Regions from separate parts of the Homo sapiens genome. Here region 1 is linked to region 2. Evidence: read pairs that join two places in POLR2A ChIA-PET (ENCODE). Cell type or tissue: OCI-LY7. All regions are shown on one strand. Each heading gives the region's core, and the rest is flanking DNA. Links, peaks and the distances in the headings are about the cores only. Region 1 has its middle 52 kb from the start of RPL39L. Region 2 overlaps ST6GAL1 (ST6 beta-galactoside alpha-2,6-sialyltransferase 1).

Region 1 (12,319 bases), core at 1,836-9,835, 73 kb before region 2:
GTCAATAGCAGGTCTTGACCAGCAGAAGAAGAATCAGTGAACCTGAATACAGGACATTTAAATTAGTCAGAGGAATGAAAAGAAAAAAAAGAAAGAAAAACAATGGAAAAGGCCTATGGTAATTATGGGACATTATCAAGAAAACAGATCTACGCATAATAGGAGTTCCCTAGGGAAAAGAAAAAGAAAAAGAACCAGAAAATTTATTTAAGATAATAATGGCTGAAAATTTCCCAAATCTAGGAAAAGATGACAATATCCAGGTACAGGAAGCTTAGAGATCACTTTTCAAATTTAACTCAAAGACAAGTTCACCAAGACACATCACATTCAAATTATCAAAAATTAAAGACAAAGAAAGAATACTGAAAGCAGCAAGAAATAAGAGGCATATCATACTGAACAGAGTCTCAATATAGCTATCAGTGAATTTCTAAGTAGAAACCTTGTAGTCTAGGAGACAGTGGGATGATACATTCAAAGTGCTGAAGGATAATAGACAACTGCCAATCAAGAATACTTTACCCAGCAAAGCTGTCCTTCAGAATAAGGGAGAAATAAAATTTTCCAAATGAAAGCTAAGGGAGTTTACCATCACCACTAGGCCCACTCTACAGGGATTGCTAAAGGGAGTTCTTTTTTTTTTTTTTTTTTTTTTTTTTTCTGAGACAGAGTCTTGCTCCATCACCCGGGCTGGAGTGCAGTGGCACAATCTCAGCTGACTGCAACCTCTGCCTCTAAAGGGAGTTCTTTAAGTGGAAACAAAAGACTACTAACTAATAATACACAACATATAAAATAAAAAACTTAATGGTAGAAGAAATACGTAGTCATATTCAGAATACACCAAAAATGTAAATAAAGGTTATGTGTAAAGCAATTTTATCTCTACTATGAGGGCTAAAATAAAACTACTAAAAATTGTAGCTACAATAGATTGTTAAGGGATACAAATTATAAGAAAAGGAAAATTTTGACATCAAAAGCACAAAAGGTAGGGAGAAGGAGTAAAGTGTAGAGCTTTTGCTTGCAATTATAATTGTTATCAGTTTAAAATAGCCTGTTTTAAGTTTAAGATGTTTTATATAAGTTTTATGGTAACCATAAAGCAAAAAACTATAATAGATGCATAAAATATAAAAATAAAGAATTAAAAACAGACCACCACTGAAAACCTTTAAACCACAAAAGGAGACAGCAAGAGAGGAAGAAAGAAACAGAGAATCTATAAAACAACCAGAAAACAAATTACAAAATGGCAGTAGCAAGTCCTTTACCTGTCACTAATTACTTTGAATGTAAATAAATTTAATTTTCCAATCAAAAGACATTGAGTGGCTGAATGCATAAAAACAATATTCAGGCCAGGCATGGTGGCTCATGTCTATAATCTCAACACTTTGGGAGGCCAAGGCAGGAGGATCACTTGAGCCCAAGGGTTCAAGACCAGCCTGGGCAACATGGTGAGATCTCATTTCTACAAAAAATAAACAAAATTAGCTAGACATGGTGGTGAATGCCTGTAGTCCCAGCTACTTGGAAGGCTGAGGTGGGAGGATTGCTTGAGCCCAGGAGGTCAAGGCTGCAGTGAGCTGAGATTGCACTACTTTACTCCAGCCTGGGCAACAGAGCAAAACTCTGTCTCAAATCAAACAAACAAACAAAATACCAATATTCAATCATATGCTGTCTACAGGAGACTCACCTCACTAGGACACACATAGACTGTACATGAAGGGACTGAAAAAGATATTCCATGCATATGGAAACCAAAAGAGAGCAGGGTTAGCTATACTTATATAAGGAAAAATAGACTGTAATTCAAAACCTATCAAAAGAGATCAAAAAGGCCATTATATAATGATAAAGGAGTCAATTCATCAAGAGGACATAACAATTGTAAATATATTCATCCAACATCAAAGCACCTAAATACATAAAGCAATTATTAAGTGATTTCAAAGAGGAGGTAGACTGCAATGCAATAATAGTACGGGTATTCATTTTTTATAACAGACCATCTAGTTAGAAAATCAACGAGGAAACACTGGACTTGAATTACACTTTAGAACAAATGTACCTAACAGACATATGCAGAACATTGCATCCAACAGAAACAGAATACACTTTCTTCTCAATGGAACATTCTCCAGGACCACGTTAGGCCACAAAACAAATCTTATCAAATTTAAGGCGATTCAAATCATAGCAAGTATCTTTTCCAATCACAATGCCATGAAACTGGAAATCAATAACAAGAGAAATCTCGGGAAATATTGGAAAATTCACAAATGTGGAAATTAGTATGTGGAAATTTTGTGGAATTTTTATGATTTTTATGTGTTTATAAGATTATGTCATCAGTGAAGAGAGAAAATTTCACTTCTTCCTTACCTATTCGATGCCTTTTATTTCTCTCCCTTGCCTGATTACAAGACCAGAGTCACAAAAGAAATAAAAAAGGAACGAAAAATGTACCTTGAGACAAAAATGAAAATATATCATATCAAAACTTACAGCATGCAGCAGAAGCAGTCCTAAGATGAAATTTTATAGCAATAAATACTTATATCAGAAAAAGAAAGATCTCAAATAAACAACCTAATATTACACCTCAAGGAACTAGAAAAAGAACAACGTTAGCAGAAAGAGAGAAATAACAAGAGCAGAAAGAGAAAAAAATAAATGAAATAGAGACTAGCAAAGTAATAGAAAAAATAGATAAAACTAAGTATTTGTTTTTTGAAAAGATAGATAAAAATGATAAACCCTTACTTAGATTAAGTGAAAAAATAGAGTGACTCAAATAAAATTAGAAATGAAAGTGGAGGCAATTGATAACACAGAAATACAAAAGATCGCGACAAATTACTTGGAATAATTATATGCCAAAAAAATTGGACAATCTAGATAAACAGATAAGTTCCTAGACACATTCTACCTACTAAAACTGAATCATGAAGAAATAGAAAATCTGAAGAGACCAGTAAAAAATAAGGAGATAAAATAAGCAAGAAATCAAAGAAAGGCTCAGAACCTAATAGCTTCACAGCTGAATCCTACCAATAACTGAAGAATAACTAATACCAAATTTTCTCAAACTATTCCACAAAATCAAGGAAGAGGGAATACTTCCAAACTGATTTTATGAGACAAGCATTTCCTTGATACCCAAATCAGACAAGAACACTACAAAAGAAAAATTTACAGGCCAATATTCCTGATGAACATATATACAAGAATCTTTAGCAAAATATTAGCAAAACAAATTCAACAATGCATTGAAGGAATCATTTGCCATGATTAAATGGGATTTATCCCTGAGATGCAAGGTGGTTAAAATATGAAAATCAATCAATGTGACTCATTACACTAACAAAATAAAGAATAAAAACCATATGGTCATCTCAACAGAGGCAGAAAAAGAATTTCACAAAATTCAACACCCTTTTGTAATAAAAACTCTCAACAGAATAGTTATAAAGAGAATGTACCTCAACATAATAAAAGCAATGTATGACAGACACATAGCTAACATACTCAGCAGTAAAAAGCTGAGAGCGTTTCCTCCAAGAACTGGAAAACAAGTATTCTCATTCTCACGACTTCTATTCAACATAGTATTGGAAGTCCTAGCTAGAGCAATTAGGCAAGAGAAAGAAACAAGGTCGGGTGCGGTGACTCCCCCCTGTAATCCCAGCACTTTGGGAGGCTGAGGTGGGCAGATCACGAGGTCAGGAGATCAAGACCATCCTGGTTAACACGGTGAAACCCCATCTCTACTAAAAGTACAAAAAATTAGCCGGGCATGGTGGCGGGCGCCTGTAGTCCCAGCTACTCGGGAGGCTGAGGCAGGAGAATGGTGTGAACCCGGGAGGCGGAGGTTGCAGTGAGCCGAGATTGCACCACTGCACTCCAGTCTGGGCAACACAGCAAGACTCCGTCTCAAAAAAAAATAAAATAAAATAAAATAAAATAAAAGGCATCCTAATAGGAAAGGAAGAAGTGAAACTGTCTCTCCTCATTGATGACATAATCTTATACATAGAAAATCCACCCAAAAAAATTCACAAAAAAACTGTTAGAACTGATCAACAAATTCAGCAAAGTTGCGGTATACAAATCCAACATACAAACATCAGTAATTTTTTATACACCAATAATGCATTACCTGGAAAGAATTAACGAGAGGAGCCACAGCAATACCCGGGTATAAATTTAACTAAGGAGGTAAAAGACTTGTATACTAAAAACTATAAAACACTGATGAAAGAAATTGAGGAAAACACCAATAAGTGGAAAGATATCTCATGTTCATAGATTAGAAGAATTAATATTGTTAAAATGTCCACACCACTCAAAGAAATCTATATCTTCAATAAAATCCCTATTAAAATTCTAATGCCATTTGTCACAAAAATAGAAAAGATAATTCTTAAATGTGTATGGAACTACAAAAGACCATGAGAAGCTGAAACAATCCTGAGTAAAAAGAATGAAGCTGGAGGCATCATAGTACCACACTTCAAAATATACTATAAGGCAATTGTGGTCAAAACAGCATGGTTCTGGCATGAAAACAGACTCATCAACCAATGGAACAGGTAGAAAGCCCAGAAATAAACCCACCTATTTATGGTCAATTGATTTTTGGAAAAGGTGCCAGGCACACAATGAGGAAAGGAAAGTCTATTCAATAAATGGCATTGGGAAATCTGGTTATCCACATGCAGAAGAATGAAATTAGACCTTTACCTTACACCAAGCACAAAAATCAACTCAAAATGCACTGAAGGCTCAAATGTAAGATCTGAAACTATAAAACTACTAGAACAAAACACAGGGAAAAACTCCTTAACATTGGTCTGGGCAAAGATTTTTTTTTATATGACCCTGAAAGCTCAGGCAACAAAACCAAAAATAGACAAATGAGATTGCATCAAACTTAAAAGCTTCTGCACAGCCAAAGAAACAATCTGCCAAGTTTAGAAGAGACAGCCCACACAGAATGAGAAAAAGTATTTGGAAACCGTACATTTGATAAGGGGTTAATACTCAAAATATATAATGAACTCAAACAACTCAATAGCAGGAAAACAAATAATCCATGGGCAAAAGACTTCAGCAGATACTTCTCAAAAAAAGGCATACAGATGGCCAGCAGGTTTACAAGAAAATACTCAGCATTACCACTCATCAGGAAAATGCAAATTAAAACCACAAGGAGATATCACCACACACCTGTTAGAATGGCTTTTATCAAAAAGATGAAACAAGCATTGGTGAAAATGTGGAGAAAAGAGAACATTTGTACACTGCTGATGTAAATGTAAGTTGGTACAGCCATTATGGAAAAAAGTATGGAAGTTCCTCAAAAAACTAAAAATAAAACTGCCATATAATCCAGCAATCCCACTTCTGGGAATATGTCCAAAGGAATTGAAATCAGTAGTCAAAGGGATATCTGCATTCCCATGTTTATTACAGAATTATTTACAATACCCAAGAGAGGAAATCAATCTAAGTGTCCATCAATAGATGAATGGATAAAGAAAATGCATATATACACAATAGAATGATGCTATTCAGCCTTTAAAAAGAATGGAATTTTGTCATTTGGGACAACGTGGATGCATCTAAAGAACATTATGCTAAGTGAAATAAGCCAAGCACAGAAAGATAAATACCACATGATCTCACTTATATGTGAAATCTTAAGAATGCTGAATTCACAAAAGTAGAAAATAGAAGGATGGTTACCAGATACTGGAGTCAGGGGAGTGAGAGAATGGGGAGTTACTACTGGTCAAAGGGTATGAAGTTTCAGCTAGACGGCAGGAACAAGATTTGAGATCTATTGGACACCAGGCTGGCTATATTCAATAATATGTTGTATATTTCAAAATAACTAAGAAAGTAAATTTCAAATGTATTGCCACAAAAAATGTCAAATAATTGAGGTGGTGAATATGTTAATTAGCTTGACTTAATCACTCCACATGTATGTGTATGTGTATACATCATATTGTATTCCATACATGTAATACAATTATGATTTGTCAATTAAAAATAATATAAGTAAAAGTAAATTTTTAAAAAGACACATTACGGTAGCCGCACGTGGTGGCGGGTGCCTGTGGTCCCAGCTACTCGGGAGGCTGAGGCAGGAGAATCACCTGAACCCGGGAGGCGGAGGTTGCAGTGAGGTGAGATCGTGCCACTGCACTCCAGCCTGGCGAAAGAGCGAGACTCCGTCTCAAAAAAAAAAAAAAAAAAAGACACATTACATACAGAGGAACAAAGAAAAGGATGGCAGCAGATTTTTCACCAGAAACAATGCAAGAAGAAACTGTCTTTTTTTGCAGATGAAATGACTACCTATTTAAAAAAAAAAAAGAAAAAACCAAAGAATTTACAAAAAAAGCCCCTAGAACTAAATTTAGCAAGATCACTAAACACAAAATCAAGATACAAAAGTCAACTGTATGTCTATATACTAGCTACAAACATTCAGACATTGAAATTAAAAACAAACATTTACAGCAGCATCAAAAATATGAAATACTTAGGGGGATAAATCTGACAAAAGATGTGCAAGACTCATAAACTAGAATCTACAAAGCATTTCTGAGAGAAATTAAAGAAAACCTAAATAAGTGCAGAAATATACTGCACTCACGAACTAGAAGACTTACTATTGTTAAGATGTCAATTTTTCCTGAATTGATCCATAGATTTAATGCAATCTCAGTCAAAATCTAGCAGGCTTTTTTTTGTAGATGCTGGCAAGCTATTTCTAAAACTTACGTGGAAATGTAAAAGGACCAAAGATACCCTCACCCTCCCAATTTTTGTTGTTGTTGTTGTTCTTTGATACAGGGTTTTGCTATGTTGCTCAAGATATCCTTGAACTTCCTGGGCTCAAGTGATCCTCCTGCCTCAGCCTCCCAAGTACCTGGAGCTACAGGCATGTACTACCGTGCCCGGCTATACCCCCCACCAAAAAAAATTTAAAGAAATTTAAAGCTACAATAATCATAACAGTGTGTAACTAGCATCCAGATAGGCAAATAGACCAATGGAACAGAGCAAAGTCCAGAAGTAAATCCACACATATACGGTCAATTGATTTTTTTTTTTTTTTTTTTTTTTTTTACAAAAGTGCAAAAGCTATTCAGTGGAGGCAGCATATTCTTTTCAACATGTTGTACTGGAACAATTGAATATCCATGTGCAAAAACCCCAACTTTCTTCCATACATTGCACCAATACAAAAAAAATTAGGATCATAGACCTAAATGTAACTAAAACTGTAACACTTTTAAAAGAAATCTTTATAACCTTGGGGTTAGGCCAAAACATCTTAGTTATGACACCAAAAACATGATCAATAGAAGATAAATTGGACTTCATCAAAATTTAAAATTTGTTTTTTAGAGGCATTTTTAAGAGAATGAAAAAAACAGACCACAGATTGAGAGAAAATGTTTACAAATCACAAGTCCTGATAAAAGACTTGTATCTAGAATATATAAATATAATATATAAATAATTTATATAAATTTATACATAAATATATAAATTCTTAAAAACTCAATAATATAACAATAAACAATCATTGTCCATTAAGAGATGGACAAATTATTTGAAAAGATTCTTCATCAAAGAAAATGGATAGGAAATAAGCACATGAAAAGATGATGAACATTATATGCCATTAGGGAAATGCAAATTAAAACCAAAATAAGATAACACACCGATTATGATGTCTAAAATTAAAAAGACTTAAACTAAGGTTAGCCATAATGTGGCAGAATTAAAATTTTTATGCACTGCCGGTGGAAATTTAAAATAGTACAACCACTTTAGGAAACAATATGGCAGTTTCTTTAAAAATTAACTAAATGCCTATAATATGACTCAACCATTTCACTCCTACAAGTCACCCAGCAGAAATAAAAGACTTGTATACAAATGGTCATAGCAACTTTATTTATAATATCCCCAAACTAGAAAACAATCCAAATGTTCAACAACAAAGATAACTGTTATACAAATATGGTATATCCACAAAGTGGAATACTACTCAGCAATAAGAGGAATAAGCTATTAATATACACTACAGTATGGATGAATCTCAAAACATTATGCTGAGTAAAAGAAGCTGGACAAAAAAAAAAAAAAAGAGTATGTGGGCCGGCACAATGGCTCATGCCTGAAATCCTAGCACTTTGAGAGGCCGAGGCAGGTGGATTGCTTCAGCTCAGGAGTTCAGGACCAGCCTGGGCAACATAATGAGACCCTTGTCTCTACAAAAAATACAAAAAGTATCCGGGCATAGTGGTGTGCACCTGTCATCCAGCCTGGGCAACATAATGAGACCCTTGTCTCTACAAAAAATACAAAAAGTATCCGGGCAGAGTGGTGTGCACCTGTCATCCCAGCTACTCAGGAGGCTGAGGTGGGAGGATTTCTTGAGCCCAGGAGGTGGAGGTTGCAGCGAACTGAGATTGCACCACTGCACTCCATCCTGAGCAACAGAGCCGGATCCTGTCTGAAAAAAAAAAAAAAAAAAAGTCTGTGATTTAAGTGATGGATTTGTAATGTTGTACTTGGCCAGTCTAAACTGTCCAAGAATTCTACTTCCTGTATGTTTCCTATCAGAGTTAGCAACAAGGGACTTTAGACGGTGGGAAAAAGGCAGCAGCTACTTTGAAGCAGCATCTGGGCCTACAGTTGCTCTACTACCTACCCTTGGATTCACCAGTTTTTCTGACTTTGGGACCATGTATGTGTTTAGTTCTGTGACAAAGCGCCCTGGCTTCTGCAGGATACCCTCATCACCAACATCAGAGGCAACAAGAATGGACAAGAGTTTCAGCCTGTCCTTGTGAGGCTCCAGCTCATGCTTCCCCATGCCAGCCCACTTGTGATCGTCTTGACTTTTTGCCCAGTAGACTTCCAGCTCTAGCATCAGACATGGAAACAGCCTTAAAGAGACTCCTTGACCAGCTGCCACAGTTGCATAAAGCCAATTTCCTGTAGCAGATTGATACATATATTTTACCCCCACCCTACTCTCTTTTGTTGAACCCTGACTGACATAGATACAGGGTCCATACTGTATGGTTGCATTTATATACAATTCTGAAAAATGCAAACTAATCTGTAGTGCAGAAAACAGAAAGTTCCTGGGAATAGGGAGGAGCAGGGAGGGATGGAAGGAAGGGGTTACAGGGGAATGAAGAAACAACCTTAATGGGTGATATGTTTACATTTTGATTGTGGTGATGGTTTCACAGTTGTATACATAAGCCAAAATTTATCAAATTGTGCAGTTTATTTTGTGCCAATCATACACACTGTTAAAATTTTTTTTTAGTGCAGAAAAGAATTGGCACACCCCCGACACTAATTTCCTAGTTTAAGCTGCCTGGAAATGAAATTCTAGGAATGTTTCGGGCTTTGTTGTGCCACCTCCACTATGCAGAGGAAGTTGTAAAAGATAAATAAATGACAGGAAGCTCTTTTAATTCACTCTTAAGAGAGACATAGCAAATTTTGGTCTAGAAAGAAATGTAACAAAGTGTGTTTTTATTTTCCTTTTATCTATACTACTATGTTTTCCCACAATAAACATGAAGTAATTTTGTAATTAAAATAAAAGGAAAATATGGCACATCCTCCGGATGTATTTTTCTTTCTCACTGAAAGTCCCTTTTATACGTTTAAAGAAATATGCTGGGTGTGGTGCCTCAAGCCTGTAATCCCAGCACTTTAGGAAGCTGAAGCGGGTGGATCATCTGAGCTCAGGAATTCAAGACCAGCCTGGGAAACATAGCAAAAATGTATTTTCTCTATCAAAAATACAAAAAAGTAGCCGGGCATGGTGGTGCATATCTGTAATATCAGCTACTTGAGAGGCTGAGGTGGGAGGATGGCTTGAGCCCAGGAGGTGGAGGTTGCAGTGAACCGAGTTTGCACCACTGCATTGCAGCCTGGGTGACAGAGTGAAACCCTGTCTCAAAAAAAAAACAAAAAAACAAAAAAATACAAAAAAAAAAGGAAATAAATAAGAGAAAATAGAATTTCACAGGATAAGCTTCCTAGAGTAAATGACTATTGTCTGTGACACAAGAATCTACAAAGGGTCTGTGAAGCTATGATATTATAACAGAAATGTGGAATACTCTCTGACCACTAAGACCCCATCAGTAAGGATTTGGTTATTTAATTATTTTATTAAACTTACCATTATTTTATTCCTCTGGAAGGCTGAGGTGATGTGTTCTGAGAAAGCAAGAGCATTTGCTTTAGAAACAAAGTGGGTTTATTGATGCATATTACCTTGGGCTTCTCACCGGCCCGCTTAGCACAGGACATGAAACACCTAGGGATGAAATGTTCTCTGTTGATTTTTTCTTTTCAATGTGAAATGTACAGTTTTTGAAGTCACAACGTTGGCACAATTAAGAAGTTTATCTGACAATAACAGAACCCAAGGAAATTGGTTAGTATTGTGTTTCTAGAATACTGTATCTTCCTGTTAGTTTAACAAACTTTCAACCAATCAATCATCAACATCTTTTTTTTTTTTTTTTTTTAGACAGAGTCTTGCTATATCACCCAGGCTGCAGTGAGTGGTGCCATCATAGCTCACTGCAGCCTCGACATCTCAGGCTCAAGTAATCCTCCCACCTCAGCCTCCTAAGTATCGGGACCACAGGAGGGCATCACCACACCCAACCCTTTTTTTATTTTTTGTAGAGACAGGGTTTCCCAATGTTGCCCAGGCTAGTCTTGAACTCCCGGCCTCAAGCCATCCTCCCTCCTTGGCATTACAGGCATGAGTCACCGCACCCGGCCCATCTTCATCTTCCAAAGACACTAAAGACAAATCAGACCAAAGCCCTGTCCCAAGGAGGCTCAACACATTACTTTACTGTAATGCAACGTATGCGGAGACAACCACAGAATGGAAAAGGGAAGCACAGGGGCACCTACCAAAGCTTTATTAGCGGGGAGGGGCTGCAGAATCAGGGAAAGCTTCTCAGAACACATGGTGCTCAATCTTAGTTGACTTTGCTTGGTGGTCCTTTCAAGCAGACAGACTTCTTCCAAGGCCTGGGCCTTTGGGACCAATCTACATAACTACATAGAATAATTTATGTTTTGCCTAACAAGAATCCAATTTCAAACTTTTGCTTTGCTAGCAGATGTTTGGCCTTCTCTGCTTCAGAGAAAGGGGAACTTCAGTCAAAGGCAAAAATAGAAGATCATCCTAGGCTTTTGAGTTTCCAAGGGCCCAGCCCTGGTATGATGGACATTTTAAGGAATTAAATTCAGAGTGATTTTAACTTCTATGCATGATTTTTGCCTTCTATGCTAATTTTTTAACCTTGCAACTGAATCAGAATGATTCCACTGTACAGTGTTTTAAAAGAAAAAAATGTTACCTCTAGAATTTTACACCCAGGCAATTCAACATTCATGTATTAAAAAGAGACATTCTCAGATATGCAAGGATTCATGTATCCTTGAAAAAATTATTTGAAGATGTACTACAACAGAGCGATAAATGAAGCAAATAAAGGGCATTAAGAATGGAGCTGTCAGTCAGGCGTGGTGGCTCATGCCTATAATCCCAGCACTTTGGGAGGCCAAGGCAGGTTGATCGTGAGGTCAGGAGTTCGAGACCAGCCTGGCCTACATGATGAAACCCCATCTCTACTAAAAATACAAAAAATTAGCCGGGTATGGTGGCGTGCACCTGTAGTCCCAGCTACTCAGGAGGCTGAGGCAGGAGAATCGCTTGACCCCGGGAGGCGGGAGCTGCAGTGAGCTGATATCACGCCACTGCACTCCAGCCTGGGTGACAGAGTGAGACTCTGTCTCAAAAAGAAAGAAAGAAAAAGAACGGAGCTTGGTAATCCCAGCTACTTGGGAGGCTGAGATAGAAGAATCACTTAAATCTGGGAGGTGGAGGTTGCAGTGAGCAAAGATAACACCACTGCACTCCAGCTTGGGCCACAGAGCAAGACCCTGTCTCAAAAAGAATGGAGCTGTCATGTATAAAAGGGTAAATGCTGAGTAATTAACCAATTTAAAATAGAAATGTGCCTTAAAAATACATTGTAATTTTGATTATAAAGCCGAATGATATTACCAAAAATTATTTTCCAAAGAACAATGATATTCTGAATCCAAAATTCTAATGTTAATAAAAACTAAGGATGGGTGATTAAAAAATAAAAGTGTGTCAAACTTCTTATCTTATAAAAATACAAGATACTGTTTCATTCCTGACTCTGATAAGAGA
Region 2 (12,319 bases), core at 2,801-10,800:
TACAGATTGAGGGCTTAGTGTCCAAGACATCCCCCCTCCACCAGTCACAAGTCCAGGCCTCCAGAACTTCTTTCTGACCAACCAGCTTCCATTGGGGTTCCCCTCTCCGTGGGTTCAATTAATTTGCTGGAGCGGCTCACAGAACTCAGGGAAACACCCTACTTACATTTACTGGTTTATCATCAAGGATGCTGCAGAGGATACAGATGAAGAGATGTGTAGAGCAAGGTATGGGAGAAGGGATGCAGAGCTTCCACGCCCTCCCTGGTTGTGCCGCCCTACAGGAACCTCCTCCTATTAAGCTATCAGAAAGTTCACCCAACCCTGTCCTCTTGGGTTTTTATAGAAGCTTCCTTGACGTCAGCATTTCTTCCCCCAGGGCATAGGGTAGGAACCTCTCATGGGAAGGTTTTTTTTTTTTTTTTTTTTTGAGACAGAGTCTCGCTCTGTCGCCCAGGTTGGAGTGCAGTAGCATGATCTTGATTCACTGCAACCTCTGCCTCCCGGGTTCAAGCAATTCTTCCTGCCTCAGCCTCCCGAGTAGCTGGGATTACAGGCGCCCACCATCACACCCGGCTAATTTTTCTATTTTTAGTAGAGACGGGGTTTCACCATGTTGGTCAGGCTGGTCTCGAACTCCTGACTTCAGGTGATCCACCCACCTCGGCCTCCCAAAGTGCTGGGATTACAGGCATGAACCACTATGCCTGGCCTCATGGGAGGGTTGTAAGGCCCACAGTCAGGCCAGAAAACATAAAAACCTTGCCTTGGGGCAGGTGAAAGGACGGCAGGAGAGAGACTGTTTCTTAGGGCCTGTCCCTGAAGTCTAAAAAGCCCAGCATTCTAGCAAGACTGTAGCAAGGGCTATGGGGCTATGCGCCAGGAAACATGCATGGAAACCAACACATAGTCCAGGCATGATGGCTCACGCCTGTATTCCCAGCACTTTGGGAGGCCAAGGCAGGTGGATCACGAGGTCAGGAGATCGAGACCATCCTGGCCAACATGGTGAAATCCCATCTCTACTAAAAATACAAAAATTAGCCGGGCGTGGTGGCATGCTCCTGTAATCCCAGCTACTCAGGAGGCTGAGGCAGGAGAATCACTTGAACCCAGGAGGCAGAGGCTCAGTGGGCAGAGATCACGCCATTGCACTCCAGCCTGGGTGACAGAGCGAGACTCCATCTCAAAAAAAAACAAAAAAAAAAACCACCAATACATATATCCTAACACCGCACCCTCCCCCACTTTGAGATGTCTCACATTTTTTGGACAGAACTACCAGTTACCTTCCATGTACTGATTTCCAGATATCCTTGCCTGTAATGCCTGTCTCCCTAAAATGTATAAAACCAGACTATGGCCCAACTGCCTCAGGGCCACTCACTCAAGGCTTCTTGGGTTTGTGTTTTCTCTAAGCTACAGTAACTCATATTGCCTCAGGATAAACTTCTTGAAAATATTTTACAGAATTTGGTTTTTCTGTTAACAGAGATGAAGGAGGCTACCATGCAGATTTCTGAGAAAAGAGGGTTGCAAGTAGAGGGAACAGCAAAATACCTACACAGGGGCAGCCAGATAATGTGGCGCCTTACACAGGTGTAGGGGTTTTGGCTTTCATCTGATTAAGACTTTGCCGATGTATGTTTCAAAGGCATCACCGGATGCTGCCTTAAGAATCAACTGTAATGAACAGCAGGTCTTATAGATGTTACCAAATTTAATTCTTACCACCACCCTGTGGGGTGGGGTATTAACAATCCTCTTTTTTAAATAAAGAAATTGAAACTCAGAGAGTTTAAGTCATTTGCTCAAGATGTCACTGTAAATGGTGAAACCACGGTGTGTTTTGTTTTTTGTTTGTTTGTTTGTTTTTGAGACAGAGTCTCGCTCTGTTACCAGGCTGGAGTGAAGCAGTGCAATCTCGGCTCACTGCAACCTCCACCTCCCAGGTTCAAGCAATTCTCTGCCTCAGCCTCCCGAGTAGCTGGGATTACAGGCACCCGCCACCACGCCCGGCTAATTTTTGTATTTTTAGTAGAGACGTGGTTTCACCATCTTGGCCAGGCTGGTCTTGAATTCCTGACCTCGTGATCCACCCGCCTCAGCCTGTCAAAGTGCTGGGATTACAGGCATAAGCCACCATGCCCGGCTGACCAGATTATTCTAACCAACAAACTGGTAGTGCTCTTCATCCTATGTCCCTCTACTCAGGCCCTTCCAAGGGCTACTGCGAGCCTCTCTGCTTTATCACACCAACTACAGTTGCTAATCACTGTATTGACCTTCTGGTGACACCTATTTACTCTGCCCTGATCTTCATCTCCTTAATCTTTAGTGCACAAACCTCACCCTCATCTGGACCTTAGAACCCAAACTTTCTGTTCTTAGACTTAGAGTGCTTGACACCCTGTTGCCCCCAGAGGGTGGCATAGTGCCTCCGAGAGGGGCTCCATGTGTCCTGGCTGCCAGAAACCCTCTCCCATGAAGGACTCCCATTTCTCTAAGAGCTTGGATTCTTAATGTGTGCCACCTGAGCTGCCACTTAATGCTGACCCTTCTTTCTCTTTCCTCATATCAGGGATAGCTGGCTGCCCCACAAGAAGTTTGCTCCTTCTGCCATATAGTTATTGCTGTAAATTACTGTCCAGAGAGGGATTGCATTTTACACACACACAAACACACACAGCATATAGATGGGATCATTTTACTAGTTATTGGCAAAGAAATGTGAGCAAAAATAACATACATCACTTCTGGGCCAAGATGGTTAAGACGTGAGTTTATTTGCTCTAGCAGCTAGCATTACCCTATAGAGCTACTCAATAGAGACTTCCTGAATATTTATTTCTATGGTTTAAAACCATCAACAGAATATTCAGCTATAGATTTTTCATATCTCCTCATCCCAACATTTCACAATCCCAGTGAAACAACAGAAGCACACCCTAATTTAATCAAAGCCAAGAGGTCCTAAATTCTTTCACATCAAATCATATCTCTTGTATTTTGTTTCCCCCGACACGATTCCAAGATTTTGAAAGATGTTGTCGACTAACTTTAATTTAAAATTTGAGTTATTTGTTATCAAATGAACAAAGATACTGTTGCCAATCAGAGGTTCTGAATGGCATGAGATTGCCACGACTACCACAGTCAGTTGATAAAAGTTTAGCATAAAACAAAGAAACTTGATTTTCTTGGCTGCGCAGGTTTGCCGTGGTGAACGTGCTTCTCCCATCTGGCTTTTCGAGATACTCAAGTGTCTGGTGGATCTCTGGAGGCCCTGGACAAGGGACTCTGGTTTGTGGAGCTTACTCCAATAATCGTAACTTTGTGATTACAGCCATAGACACAATTCTTGCTTAGCATGCCCCTGTGATGGCTAATACGGAGTGTCAACTTGATTGGATTGAAGGATGCAAAGTATTGATCCTGGGCGTGTCTGTGAGGGTGTTGCCAAAGGAGATTAACATTTGAGTCAGTGGGCTGGGGAAGGCAGACCCACCCTTAATCTGGGTGGGCACCATCTAATCTGCTGCCATTGTAGCCAGAATAAAAAGCAGGCAGAAGAATGTGAATAGACTAGACTTCCTTAGCCTTCCAGCCTACATCTTTCTCCTGTGCTGGATGCTTCCTGCCCTCGAACATCAGACTCCAAGTTCTTCAGCTGTGGGACTCGGACTGGCTTTCCTGCTCCTCAACCTGCAGATGGACTATGTGGGACCTCACATAGTTCCATGACCGTGTGAGTCAATACTCCTTAATAAACTCCCCTTTATAAATACATCTATCCTATTAGTTTTGTCCCTCTAGAGAACCCTGGCTAATTCACCTCCCAAAAATCAGGTTCTACTGGTTGGCTAGACACAGAAGGGTGCTTAGAAAAACCACCCCCAACAGCCCCTAACTAGGCAAAATTAAGGCACTCTATGTTTCTCCAGAAGAATCTGGTTTCATGTGTTTAGAAATCAGGAAAAAAACAATGTAAAATTACGATTTTTCTGGAGTATCAGATCAAACAGATACCAGCCTGCCTCTCCATCTCAGCACTCACCAGGCAAAGGCAGAGTAGCAGTTATGTTGGAAACCTGCCTCCCCCGGGACACAGCAGCAGAGCTGTCAAAGATGGGCAAGGAATCAGGCTGCCCGGAATTCTCACATGCTAAGTTGCAAAGGAGAACCAAATGGCAACAAAACAGGAACGATTTCTACTGAAATACCGAAGATAAGGATTTCCTCTGAAATCCTACTAACGTGGGTCTGATTATTCAAACTCCACTTTAACTCTGTCTTTAGTGAGGACAATGTCTACTAATGTCTTCTTAAATATCATGTCCTCCAGGAATTCCAGGGCTGGGGATCGCGCCAGGCGGCCGTTCTTTCCAACCATGTCCGTCGTGGTTTTCGTGTTATCAATCTGGGCAGGAGGAAGTCTGAGCCAGTGTTCCTTGACATTTTCTAATTGCCAGAATCACTGAAGTGCAACTACCTCTCCTTAAAGTCACCAAGGCAACAACTGTTTACCTCGCTCGTCTTAACAAACTGACGTCATTGCTAGAACCCGTCCAAGGCCAAATGGACCCCCTACAAAGAAAAAGGGGAAGGGAACATGGAGGAGAAAAAGGTTGTTCAAGTCTGTCCTGAGAGCTTCAAGGCCCTTGGTGTAACCCTCCCCTGCCCTCCCACCCCTAATCTCACAGCCATGAAGGTGAGTGGTGTAGGTGAAGGGAACCACTTAGAACATTGTTGCTCTATCTTACCTGGGCATTAATATCACCTAGGAAGCATTTTTAAAATATAGATGCCTGATATTACCCTCAGTAGCTTCTGATGTAATGGATCCAGACCAATAAACATCAGAATAGTTTGGAAGAATGTAAAAGTTCACAGAGGGTTTCCTTGGGCAGAATGGGAGAGGCCAGGCCTTTCCTGGGAAGGGAAGGGCAACACCAGTTCAGCCTAGGGTAGACATAGTTAATGAGTCAACACACGGCTCAAGCATTTAAAGTCCCCAGTTAACCCAGCCTCCTCCACAACCTAGGAAGTCTGTTGCCCAATAACAGCTCAGAGTTACTGAGGAAATGGCAGGGCCACAGCTTCAATCCAGGGCCCCAGGAATTTCAGGCTACACTGTCATCAACTCTGTCCTCCTGGACTCAAAGGGGATCGCCTGTTATGAAGAATTCACATTGATTAGTAGGCCAAAGTGAGTCAGTACTGCTGGAGAAAGAGCTAATCACCCTTGCATTGAGGTGGGCCTTTCACTTCTGTCTCCTCCCCACGTGGTGATCTTGTCTTGTCTTTGGTCACCAAATGAAGAGGCAGCAACACGGCTGCAGCTCAATCTCTTGGGCAAAGGGGCTGCTACCCTCTGAGCAATCCCAGGCCAAGGCCAGAACTCAACTTCTGCTCTTGGCCCACATCATTGCCTCCTGGGAGGCAGGGGCTGGTTCTCTGGGGGTTTTCACATTTGCTTCCTCCTTACCACACCTGAAGAACATTTTATATCTGCACTTTCTGGGTGCTTAATGGAGCATGTTGACCAACGTTTGGACATTTTTCTTTGGGGGACAGATCCACAGAAGTCATCACTCAATGGTTCATCTCAACCTCGAACTGCCTCCCGCATTACTCTTTCCCTTCACTTTAGGTCCCCAAAGGCAGCCCCAGATCCAGCCCATGTCCCTGGAGGAAGCTTCTCAGATCCTGCAGTGAGGAGTCCTCCACCAGTGTCGACTTCCACTCACACTCCTGACATGCACACACACTCTCCTGCACTCCCGCACTCTTCTCCAGGTGCTGCGTGTGGGAAACTTATTTTTCCAGTCAGAAAAATAAGATTATATCCCTTCTCTGTCTCCTTTTTAGCACTGCCAAGCACAGGATAGGCAAGTGGCGCTTGATGAATAGAATGTCTGGCTGGCATCCACCGCGGGGGCTTGTGGTGTGTGTTGGGGTGGAAGATGGTTATTTTGTAAACAAGAAAATGGTTTTAGACAGGAACTGAAATCATCAACAAGCATGAAGCACCTGCTGGGTCTGCGGCTCTGTACAGAAAGAAAGGAAGGATGAAAAGTGACTGTGATTGCCTCCTAGGGGGTTCCCACGTGCCAGGCACTGTGCCAGGTCTGGACATCCGACAGCTCATTCAATCTCACCACAGTCCTCCAAAGCCGGTACCGTGTTATCCTTTCCATCTCACAGATAAGAAACCTGAATCTCAAAGAAGTTAAAGGACTTCTGCTAGTAAATGGCAGGGCCAAGGTTTGAACCCAGAACTGTCTGAATCCAAGACTGTACTCTTTTATTTATTTTTATTTTTTTTTCCTGAGACAAGTTGTCACTGTGTCACCCAGGCTGGAATGCAGTGGCTCAATCACAGCTCACTGCAGCCTCGACCTCCCAGCCTCCACCAATCCTCCCACCTCAGCCTCCCAAGTAGCTGGGACTCCAGGCACACACCACGACACCCATCTAATTTTTGTAATTTTTTGTAGAAACAGGTTTCATCACATTGCCCAGGCTGGTCTTGAACCCCCTGGGCTCAACCAGTCCACCCACCTCGGCCTCCCAAAGTGCTGGGATTACAGGCGTGAGCTGCTGCACCCAGGAAAGACTGCACTCTTAATGCCTGTACTAAGATGATCATCTTGTTTGACCTGTGACTCTTTCAGCCAAAGCCATGCCCACCTAACCCTGGAATTTCAGTGATTTTCAGTGAATGTGCAAGGTCCCAAGCCCAGAGCACACTTAGGATGCTGGACACTTAGCATTTTATCTCATTGAATCCTCCAGCAGCCCTGGATCATTGCTAATATTATAGTTGACCCTTGGTATTTACAGAATCAACATTTGGGATTTTTACTTTTGAGAATAACTCCGAAGGTCCTAGACATGAAACAGCCTAAGTCTGCTAAGGAGTAATTATGAAGTGCGTGCAGTAAGAAGCACACAGGGGCCAGTCCCTTCGTACGCAAGAGAGTTCACACTCAGGCTGGAACCCAGTGTGCAGGGGATGCTGTACCCTCCATGTATTAGGAAGTGACAGAAATACCTGTTGGCTTGTGAATTATGGCTCCCAGAGAAACAAAATTGCTAGTCCATGTTAGGGAGAATTTACACTCAGTGATGAATTTCCTTTAACAAATTTAGAAATCCCTACTGCCTTTTATTCGTGGAATCAATAAGGAAGAAATCACTTAGATTTTCAGGTGTGCTTGATTGTATTTACGGTGTAAGGGGGAATTATGTGCTCTGGTGGCATGTGTGTGATTTTGTCATGTGTCAAGCAAGAACAAAATGCCTCCTCTTAGGCTACTGTACACAATAAATGAGATCCTGGCAACAATGACCATAAGGATGTTGATTTGAGAATTGGCAAAGATCTCAGGAAAAGTCACTCGAGAACATCAACATTTTGACACACTGTGTTAACATTTTATAGATGAAGGAACCGCAAATGGGAGAGGCCAGATGTCTTGCCCAGGAATGTATTGCAATCATGCCAGTGCCCTTCCCTCCCCACAACCCATAAGCAAGTCCTCAAAACAGTCCCAACTCCTGCATGCTGACCAAGCACAGAATGTGGACTTAGGAGGATGGAGATGTAAGAAGCAGGCCCAAAGAAGGAACAGAGCTGCCCCTGGGCTGCCTGCCCTCCCCACACCTCACCCCAGTGCTGGCCTGGGAAAGGCAGAGCTGTGAAGTTGCCTGTTTTGACCACATCCATCCAGGTCAATCAATTCAATCAAGAGGCTGGTAACTGGGAGCTCAAAACGGTGGGCCCAGAAAAAACTAAAGGGGACCAAAGACCAAGACTGAGAAGGCAAAAGACCCTCAGACAAGGCTCAGTTTGGAGGAATGGTGCTGAATTTCATTTGCACCAAGACTTGGAGTCAGACAAATCTAGATTTGGATCCCGGCTTTATTATTAATCAGCATGCAATTTTAGGCAAATTACATGACAGTCGGGGTCTCAGTTTCCTCATCTGTAAAATGTGTGCAAAAGCACCTACTTCACAGGACTGCAGTGAGGGTTAGAAGTAAGGATTGTGCAGTGCCTGGCACATGCCAGGTGCTTAATAAATGAGAGCTGGCAAACCTGTACCTGCCAGGAAGCAGGGGAGGAGGGTCAGAAGGCTGAGGCCCGGCTTGACCGCTGTTGGGTGTGAAAAGTCTTCATTTTCAAGGATGAGATGAAATTTTCCGGAGTGTCATGAATCAGTATTTATCTTTGGCTAAACACGAGACCTTGATGTTCATCTCAACAAAACCAGTATTTGCGGCCGGGTGCGGTGGCTCATGCCTGTAATCCCAGCACGTTGGGAGGCCAAGGTGGGAGGATCACCTGAGGTCGGGAGTCAGAGACCAGCCTGGCCAACATGGTCAAACCCCGTCTCTACTAAAAATACAAAAATTAGTCAGGCGTGGTGGCGCACATCTGTAATCCCAGCTACTCAGGAGGCTGAGGCACGAGAATAGCTTGAACCCAGGAGGTGGAAGTCGCAGTGAGCTGAGATTGCATCACTGCACTCCAGCCTGGGTGACAGAGGGTGACCCTGTCTCAAAAACAAAAACAAAACAAAACAATAGTTGCCACTTTTAGTGTTAGCTATTTCAAACACTGCTCCACAGCAAAGAGAATAGGAACGTGGGACCCTCGTGGGAGGCAGGGTCAAGGGTGTGTCACTGTGAAGACTGAACTAATAGAAAAAGCCTGAAACCAGGGCACAGATGTGAGGTCCTCCAGCTCTCCAACCAAATCACTGTGTGTCCTCAGAAAAGTCACTTATCTTCTCTGAGTCTCTGTTTCCTCATGTGAAAAAAGGGCTTAATAGTCCCTATTTCACAGAGTTATGGGAAAGCACAGGGGAAGTAATAGATGGGAGAAGGCTTTAAACTGTGCAGAGGAAATGTTTGTTATTTTAAGTCTCTCCAGACAGTGCTGTTATTTCATCACTTCTATAGAGCCATAAGAAATAAGGCTTACAGATTAAGTCAGCTCCCATTTTAAAGAGGAAAAAGAAACAGTGTTCAAGAAACACTTAAGACGCTAAAGGTCTCCTCCATTATGAATTGAAGTCTTCGTGACTGGTACAGAATCATTTTTGTGTGATCATCAAGATGAAAACACAACATTGTTAAATTCTCCCTGAGCCCTTCCACCTCACCCCTGCCAGCCCTCTGCAGCCCCTGCCTGGTGGAGAAGATTTGCTTTCATTTCCACAGAGCAGGTGCTCACGGCCTGACATAGGAAACGCTGGTAGACCCGACGACTCACAGTGAAGCCTGCTGACTTCCCTGGATTTCCCCTCCATTTGGAAAACAGGCCAAACTCACCGCACCTCCCACCCTCATGCTTAGACCTCTTGCACTGAATGTGCTCAGGGGAAGAAAACAGGAAATCACTGAGATGGTCCCAGAGAGAAATCACAGGCAGGCTGGCAGCCCTACGGCCTGGCACCCAGTCTTGATTTCAGGAGAAATGGCTCTGTGCCCGATCAGCAGCACCCTTGCTCAGGACTGAGAGAGTGTGGTGGGGTTTTCTGGCCTCATCTGTTAGCCTGGGCCCAGAAGCACTAATTGCTTGGTGTTCAAATAACCTTAAAAAGTGCAGCTGGGCGAGGTGGCTCTTGCCTGTAATCCCAGCACTTTGGGAGGCTGAGGTGGATGGATCACAAGGTCAGGAGTTCAAGACCAGCCTGACCAATATTGAAACCCCGTCTGTACTGGAAATATAAAAATGAGCTGGGTATGGTGGCGCACGCCTGTTATCCCAGCTACTCAGGAGGCTGAGGCAGGAGAATCACTTGAACCTGGGGGGCGGAGCTTGCAGTGAGCCGAGATCGTGCCACTGCACTCCAGCCTGGGAGACAGAGCAGGACCCTGTCTCAAAAAAAGAAAAAAAAAATGAAAAAAAATGCAGTAAATACAGACAAAGCACTCCCGCTTCTCTCTTGGTCTGCGAGCAGACAGTTTATTGAGAGCCACAGTTCCCGTTTCTGTTTTGGCTGCTCTCAACCTTCTGAAAGAGGTGGCAGATGTGTAGCAAGAGCACGACTAACATAGATGACCGGAGCCTGGGCAAACAGTGAGTGGGGAGGAAGATGTGAGTCCTGGGGAAAGGGCAATAAATTGAGGCAGAGACCATAGCTTGGCTAGGTTGCCCTGGAAAGAGAGCGTTCCAGGTCTGAATCCTGCTCCAGAGAGTAAGATGAGACAATGTCAAACAAACCCTCCCGAAATTCAACCCAGTCCTCCGAATCAAGTACTGCAAGGTGCATTTCCACTGAATCAAATAAATACCATTAGCAATTTGAATTAGTTCCCTAAGATGACCCAATTCCCTAACATGAATTTCCTGGCCTGTGATAGCTGCCTTCATGCCCAGCAGGGCATGGAAGATACAGAAATAAAATTTTACAGAAATAAAATAGGTAAAAAAGTTAAAAGGATAAATGGTTACAGGAGCCTGGAAGAATAAAAGGTAAAGAATTAATGACGCAGATACCAGCAGCAGTTCCTGCAAGGGGCCTTCCCTGTGTGAAGGAACCCAGCTCTGAGCTCCTTGCCGCCTCTGAAAAAGAGCAGGAGGTTGTTTCACATCCTGAGCCTCAGCTTCCCAAGGACAACAAAAGCTACCATTTTCAGAATGACCATTGCACCCCAGGCATTTTCTCTATAAATGTCTATTACTTCACAGTTCATGATTGCACTGATTTCTTCAGTAAAAAATCTGAGGGTCAGAAAAATAAAGGTACAAAATCAGTAACTAGTAAGTTGTAGAGCCAGGATTTGAATCTGGGATCTGTCTGTGTTTGCCTCTCATCTTCAAAGTGAAGAACGAGGAAGAGAAAATAAATCCTTTTTCTCCGGGCACGGTGGCTCACGCCTGTAATCCCAGCACTTTGGGAGGCCGAAGTGGGCGGATCACTTGAGGTCAGTAGTTCGAGACCGGCCTGGCCAACATGGTGAAACCCTATCCCTACTAAAAATACAAAAATTTGCCGGGCATGGTGGCATATGCCTGTAATCCCAGCTACTCAGGAGGCTGAGGCAAGCGAATCACTTGAACCTGGGAAGCAGAGGTCACACTGTTGTACTTGACCAAGTTAGAGAAAACGCCACACTTTGAGACGAATTAAGAGTCTGTTTATTTAGCCGGCGGCCAAGAGACAGCTAACGCTCAAAGTTCTCTCGGCCCCGAAGAAGGGGCTAGATTTTCTTTTATACTTTGGTTTAGAAAGGGGAGGGGGGTCTAGTTAAAACAATTTTACAGAAATAAAATAGGTAAAAAAGTTAAAAGGATGAATGGTTACAGGAAAGTAAACAGTTCCAGGTGCAGGGGCTTTAAGACTATTACAAGGTGATAGACGCGGGGCTTTGGGCGTTATCAATCAGACTAATTCCTGGGAATTGCAGATATTGCTCGCCACAGTATCTTATCAGTTAACTGCATTCTTGGATGTGCTGGGAGTCAGCTTGCACAAGTTAAGTCCCTGAGGAAGGGGCTGCCAGTGAAAGAGCCAAGATGGAGTCTGTCTGGCTCTCTTAGCTAAGGGAGAGTCAATTCAGGTGGAAACAAGGCTAGGTGATTAAAGGAAAAGGGAGAGTCTAAAAACAGGGTTAGTAAAAACAAGGTTGGGCATTACACCACCACTGCACTCCAGCCTGGACAACTCCATCTCAAAAAATAAATAAATCATTTTTCTTCTACTCTTGTCTCTGCCTCCTCCCTAAACGGGTGGGAACCAATTCAGTGACAGGCTGGGGATTCAATGTCACTGGAAATAAAAGAAATTCAATTAAAATAATAACATACACTTTCCCCCACCAAATTAATAGACTAAAAAATTACAATAGAGCTGACAAGGTCACTTTTAAGTAACTCATGGAAAAATAACATGGAACGTCTTCTCTGAAGGACAATTTGATTAAATATATCAAAGCATTAAAAATGACCATTCTCTTTTAACCCAGTAATTCCATCTCAAAAAAAGAAGTATTCAGAGAAGCAAAGACTGCAGTTTTATGTCAGCCCATGAATAACCTGAAATAACCTCAATTCCCAAGAGGACAATTTAACTTGTCCTCTTCCTTTAAAGAGGACAAGTTAAATATGTTATGAAATGTCCACACAAAGGGTTATAATTTTTTCTTTTTTTAGATGGAGTCTCGCTCTGTTGCCCAGGCTGGAGTGCAGTGGCGTGATCTCGGCTCACCGCAACCTCCGACTCCCGGGTTCAAGCGATTCTCCTGCCTCGGCCTCCTGAGTAGCTGGGATTACAGGTGCCCACCACCACGCCTGGCTAATTAT

What was found. Peaks named below come from ENCODE experiments on the same cell type or tissue, not always from the same donor. Only the 100,000 strongest peaks of a DNase experiment are listed, where the experiment ranks them.
Region 1: POLR2A ChIA-PET joins it to region 2 with 12 read pairs; 6 of 35 experiments call an interaction of 5 or more read pairs at or near these places.

Annotation. Positions count from the first base shown.
Region 1 is chr3:187,081,787-187,094,105 of GRCh38, reverse strand. No RefSeq gene overlaps it. Among named protein-coding and RNA genes, the nearest start is that of RPL39L, 52 kb to the left of the region's middle. In OCI-LY7, for the core only: no CTCF peak of the experiment used is centred there; a DNase peak (open chromatin) is centred at 5,203; H3K4me3 peaks cover 426 bases; H3K27ac peaks cover 567 bases.
Region 2 is chr3:187,009,852-187,022,170 of GRCh38, reverse strand. The region is part of intron 2 of ST6GAL1 (ST6 beta-galactoside alpha-2,6-sialyltransferase 1); the gene reads right to left. Among named protein-coding and RNA genes, the nearest start is that of ST6GAL1, 85 kb to the right of the region's middle. RefSeq lists enhancers at 1-189, 6,129-6,258, 6,289-6,338, 9,310-9,429, a cis regulatory region at 192-285 and a promoter at 192-769. In OCI-LY7, for the core only: no CTCF peak of the experiment used is centred there; DNase peaks (open chromatin) are centred at 5,480, 6,020, 9,220, 10,020 and 1 weaker place; H3K4me3 peaks cover 6,521 bases; H3K27ac peaks cover 8,000 bases.